Regions from separate parts of the Homo sapiens genome. Here region 2 is linked to region 1. A link is a contact called in ENCODE Hi-C or POLR2A ChIA-PET data. All regions are on one chromosome and are shown on one strand. The core of a region is the stretch at or near the end of the contact, and the rest is flanking DNA. Distances in the headings are between cores, read along the strand shown. Region 1 holds the start of POLR1D (RNA polymerase I and III subunit D). Region 2 holds the start of USPL1 (ubiquitin specific peptidase like 1).

The links. Hi-C counts contacts between places; a loop is a spot of excess contacts on that map. ChIA-PET counts read pairs that join two places held with the same protein, here RNA polymerase II (POLR2A). Pooled maps may share reads with other maps.
Region 2: a loop to region 1 is called in a map of CD4-positive, alpha-beta T cell, with 18 times the contacts of the local background. The contact joins the promoter of USPL1 here to the promoter of POLR1D in region 1. A Hi-C loop is called at or near these places in 4 of 168 maps with a recorded cell type or tissue (CD4-positive, alpha-beta T cell, CD8-positive, alpha-beta T cell and naive thymus-derived CD4-positive, alpha-beta T cell), 2 of 37 single-sample maps with no recorded cell type and 12 of 50 pooled maps. POLR2A ChIA-PET finds 5 or more read pairs at or near these places in 1 of 52 experiments (CD4-positive, alpha-beta T cell).

The regions. Positions count from the first base shown.
Region 1 is chr13:27,620,642-27,623,141 of GRCh38, reverse strand. POLR1D (RNA polymerase I and III subunit D) reads right to left here and starts at 1,250. Exons shown (of 2, transcript NM_015972.4): 1 at 1,133-1,250; 2 at 1-267. The coding sequence starts at 1,158. It also overlaps a transcript of LNX2 not described here. RefSeq lists silencers at 994-1,553, 2,174-2,500 and an enhancer at 1,857-2,500.
Region 2 is chr13:30,616,468-30,619,401 of GRCh38, reverse strand. It overlaps USPL1 (ubiquitin specific peptidase like 1), which reads right to left and starts at 1,482. Exons shown (of 9, transcript NM_005800.5): 1 at 1,346-1,482. It also overlaps a transcript of HMGB1 not described here. RefSeq lists enhancers at 1,405-1,454, 1,475-1,804, 1,855-1,994, 2,015-2,084.

The DNA.
Region 1 (2,500 bases), core at 1-2,500:
CTCTGAAATGGCTCAACAGCTGGAAGGGTACCTCGAGTCTGAATGCGTAAATTAATTTTGCTCTCTGAAGGATGGGTCGTAGTGTAACCACAAAATTCCACTTCCGGGTTCTTCATGATCATGTAACGTAGAGAATTTCCTAGGGTATGGTCTTCCTCGTGCAATACAAATGTCACACAGTGTCTATCTGTTCCAGCTGCCTGGACCATTTCCAGGGCTGTCTTCCTCTCGCCTTCAGCCATTGAGGTCTTCAATCCAGATATTTTTCTACACACATATTTTTTATAAAAATGAGATCATACTGAATATTGTTTTGTAACTAGCTTTTTCTCATTTACTATATCACATTGCAACACATTATTATTAATCTACTCCAGCTACACAGAATTATTCGCCTCTCATTTTCCTGCCTCCACAAACTCTATCAATAAATATTTAATTTATTGCCTCCAGTTTTTCCCTGCTCCATTTGACCATCCACACTGGCCACAAGGGGAGTTTTCTTAGAAAAACACAAACTTAAGTGTTTGCAAAAATATTTTTTGGTAGAGTCACAAGCAAGGGATAGGATTAGAATAGGACTGGTCCTGCTAGAGGATGAAGAGAGGGTTGAAAGGCATAGAAATCCCGATTGCTCTAGTATAAAAATAGAGGATACAGATGATCAATGTGCAGGCCCAACTACGGCTTCCATTTTGCAAGAGAAGGAAACTAGGAGAATGGAAGGTTCAGGAGTCAAGCAGCAGGGAGAAAAAGAGCTCAGCGCACAGAGTGGCTTTAGGAGCAGTCTGCACATAGAAAGAAGGTGAGCCGTAGTTACAGGGACAGAGGCACGAGTACCGTCCTCAGGAGCAGAGGCCCGGGGCGTGATTTTTACACACTGCTGTTGTAACGGGGGTGGGCAGTTCGGATACTTAACTCTGGTCTCCCAACTTGTCTTCCCTCCTTGATAGCTAGTGTACCTCTCAGCCTCTCAACTGAAACACATTCATGTCTCCTCCCCACTTCTCTCTCCATGCTTCTTCTCTGCGCCCCGAGTCAGGCCCCGGCTGCCAGGCCAGGCAGCGTGCCCCTCGGCCACCCGCTCCCCTTGGGCGCGGCCCGCTCCGCCCGCCTCCTCCTCGGCCGTTACCTCTCCAGCTCCTGATCCTCTTCCATCGCTGGGGCGGTTTCTGGATCCTCAGGTGGTGCTGGCGGATCGGGGGCTCTGTCCCATAGCGCGAGGCGCGGAGGCGAAGCAGGAAGCAAGGACCGACCGACGGAAGGCGCGGAGGACGGAAGGAGGGAGGAGGAGCCGCAGCGGCGCGGCAGGGCCCAGCCGCGGGGCGGGGCATGAGGCTCCACCCCCAGCCCCCGCCCCGACGCGGGGTGAGCGGTGGCTCGCGGCCCCGCGGCTCACCTGGGCGACCACGCGAGGCCACTCGCGGCGGGAGGGGCAGGGGGCGGGGCCAGCGCCGCCTTACCCCGAGGCCCAGACAGGCCTGCGGGCGCCCCGGCTCAACTCTGGTACCTTTCCCCAGGTGATGGCGAAGGGGCGCGGCCTTACCTGCCGCCCCCAAATCACTTCCCTTCCCAGTGGCAAGTCCGAAAGCGGCCCGACTTCCCAACTGGGGCGGTGTTGACCCAGGATGGCCCTTCCTGGGACCCCGGCCCTCCCGGGCCTTTTGTGGGACGACAGGCTTAAACTGTAGTCGGTCAACACACCTTGAAGAGGGAGGGGGGTCACGTGCGAGATGAGTCACCACAGAATACGAAGGTTGAAGGCGGTATTTGTTTCACCGGGGAGCTTGCAGTTGCATTTTCAACTGGGTCAAAATAGGGCAAGAAAGAAATGTCTCTTTTGGGGGAGTGAGAGTTTGGGAGAAAACTGTTTCCCACCTTATCCTTTCCGTCCTAGGATTCCTTCTACCCCCAGAGCGCGTCCTCTCCGGCTGTAGACTTCCTTTTCCCTTTCTCCCCAGTGGCTCCTCAAACCTCCTCACCTGCGGAACCCGCCCTCACCTTTGTTCCCAGGCGCCCAGCCCCCGCCTCGGCAACCTTTCGCCGCCCAGGCTCGCTCTCCATCCAGCTCCCTGCGTCCCGGCCTTCGCTGTGCTCCCTCAGGTGCGCTTCCTCTCGAATCGGCCCTTCTTGTCCCCTCGCCGCTGGCCCCGACCCTGCCCGACTCCAGCTGTCCAGCGCAACTACGTTTCTGCTTCCCTGCGCCACCTGTTCTCCTGGCCTCCCCCCACCCCGCCCCGCGATTCCTCTGGATGTTCACTCCTTCCCCAGCTGTGCCACTCTTGGCGGCGGCCGGGGGTGCGCGCAGACACCTAGCCAGCGGGGCTTCCGCAGGGGAATCAGGCGGGCGGCGGGGACAGCCCGGGGCGAGTGGGGGAGGCGGGCGGCGAGGGCGGAGTGGTCTCACTCTAACCCGGGAGTGACGGGTCCCTTCTGGCCCGCCTCCCGAGCTCTCGGATAGGTGGAGCCGCCCTCTGGTCCGCCCACCTCCCGCCCTGTG
Region 2 (2,934 bases), core at 233-2,732, 3.0 Mb before region 1:
CTGCTCTCCTGATTCCATCACCCAACATTTCAGCGGGAAAAACCAGATAGGTTGGTGGTTGAAATCCCGAATATATAGAATCCCCCAAAAGAAAATTCATTTAATACCAGAGGTTTATTTGTCCATATGAGGGACATAAAAAAAATACCAGAGGTGGGCTCCCCAGTTCTTCTTCCAAATACAATTCACTTTGACTTACATACAAAATCCCGGGGGGGATTTTACAACTTAATTTGACCCTAAGTAACTGCTCTTCCTCCCTTCAAAAACAATCTGCTCCTCCTTCCCATATCTCACTTAAATGTGGGCGTCTCCATCCTTCCAAACACACAGACTAGAAAGTCTTGAGTTGTTCCCTATTCTTTATTTCCCTCTTCGCACAGTAAGTCACCAAATTCTGTGGACAGTTCTTTGGAAAGGTCTCAAATCTCTACCTCTTTCCCTTCCATATCACTGTCAAAATGATGCCTCTACAAGTCTGAGCCTGTCAATGCTTAGTTTAAAATTCTCTATTTACTCTAGCCTGATTACAGCAAACTCCGTCCAAACAGCCCAATATAACCTAAAGGTAGTATTATGACCTAAAGCTCATTGTACTGTGAAACCAACCTAGCTTTCCAGTTCTGTCTTCCTCAACTCTACTTCACCCCCAGCATCTTTCTTCTAACATCCCCTTTTCATACTTCTGTGAACCACTTATACTCCAGAAGCCTTAATGTGAATTATTAGCCCAGCATGAACCCAGTTAGATAGCACAATGAACGTGTCAAGGTGGCCCTGGGAATCGCAAAAAGTATTCAATTAAACTTAATTCACACTCCTGTGTGCAAAATGGAGAAACCCAGGGAAACAGCTGTTCGAAGAGGGGGCCTTAAACCCACCCATTTGAGCTCGCCCTCCGAGAGCGAGTAGGCTCGGCACGTGAACTGTCAAAAGCGAGGCCACAACCGACCTGGAAGCCGAGGAACAGGGTCAGCTTTCTGCACCCAGCCCTGTCAGGTACCAAACCCAACTGTCTTGAATCAGAGACGAACAGGACCAAAGGAGGTGAGTTTCAACACCCAAACTAAGAAGCCGAAGGAGGCGCAGGGTCCGTTAACCCTGCCCATCTCCACGCTCCTTGGAAAACGAAAACAAACTCTGGTTTCTCTTCAGCGTTCACCTCTCTGCGCCCAAACGGATCTGTAAGTCCAACTCTATACCTTAATCATCAACCTTTCCCACTTGAACCCCGTCCCAGCCCAGCCCATCCTTTCAGCGCGCCGACTACCCCATAGGTCATCCCAGCTCTGTCTCTTTTCCCAATTTCGAGAGCGGAAAGAAACCCCTCCCTCTTCTCCCTTACCTGCCGCGGGCACTCCCCTTCTTGGTACCGGGTCGATCGGAACTCCTGTTCCAGCTTGATCTCCACCCTAGTTGCAACGTTCAACCCACGTTCCCCTCGGACTGCTCCTCCCCCACTCGCGTCTCCACTAGGAAGGCGGCTTCCGGCTTGAGTCCGCGGCAAAAGAGTCCTCCTTCCTGCTGCACGCTGGGCCTGAAAGGACGGTGGCGTGGCGGGGAAGGTGAAGACGTGAGCACTTCCGGTCGCCCTCCGCAGAGGCGTGGCTGTCCGCCCTGTGGCCGCAGACGCAGTTGCGACTGCGGCGACGAGGAGGGGCGGGGCCGGTGGCTGCTGAGCCCGCCATGTGTGAGTGGCTGGGTTTGGGGAGGCGACGTTTCTGGAAGCTGCTGGAAAGCGCCCGAGTGGCGGAGGTGGCGCCAGCGGCCAGGGGGTGGGGCGTGATTAAAACTAGTGCGCGGCTTTCTGCGGAGGGATTACGCTGACGAAAGAGACCTGCTTGCGCGTCGCTGTTCCGTGGTCCGCGCGAGCGTGGTCGGGAGCCGCTGGTTCCTGGGGTGACCCGCGGAGGTGGGAGAGGGAAGGGCTTCCGAAGCCGGCGGGGGTGCCATGGACCCTCTCCGCCGGCGCGGCCTTCACAGCTGGGCCGCGCCGGGCATCCGTAGTCCGCTCTCCCAAAGCCTCGGTGGAGCTGAAGCTGCCACAGAGTGCATGTTCACAAAGGGTCATCACACACGGAGCTGCCCCTCCCTGTCTCCCTAGAGCCCATCTTCGAGGCCAGGGGCTTTTCTACCAGGATTCTGGGGTGTTTCTCCTCCTTTCCTCCCTCCCAGATCTTCTCACGGTAAGGGGAGCAGCGAAAGCGCAGGGACTTTGCATTCCACGACCCGTTCTGACTAGTCAACAGCCGATCTGTCCCTGCTGCTCTAATTCCAGCTGCCCTGCCTTGTTTTAACTTCAGAGAAAGGGGGAGTTCTCATTTGATAAGTTTAAGCCTTTGCTTTCGTAGGAAGGTCATGTGGCTTAAGGGACATCGTGACCGCGTATGCTATTTCTGCCTGTGCATTCTAAATCTTGGGGGCAGCATATTCCAGAAGTCCTTTTGGTCGATTGGTTCTGTGTCCTAGGATAACAATTTGTAGTTTCTGACCATTTCTTTACAGAAAAACCACAATTGGTATTTTGGACTGCGGGGTTTTTTAGTGGTCTCAAACTAAATGATTATATTCTGGAATAATGCTGACAATTTGGATAGGGTGGTGTGGAGGAAACAAGTCTCGTGTAGAAGAAATTATTTAGTAAAAAGGATTTTAGTTTTTGGTACTTCTGAATGCAAATGGCCAAGGAATCCAGCAGTTTGTTGGGGTTTCTCCAGACAAAAATAGGCTGGTTAGTTTGTTTACCTTTTTCTGTTGCTTTACTAGATTGTTAATGTATTTGTATATTTAAGATCTAGCTAGTTAGGTTTTTCTTTTTTATGAATTGTGATTAAAATTGGAGAAAGTAGTACTTCCTCCTGAAATAGACAAAACTCAGAGGGTTGTTTTCTTGTTCACCACTGCTACTTCCATTTTTAGAATGGAATACACTAT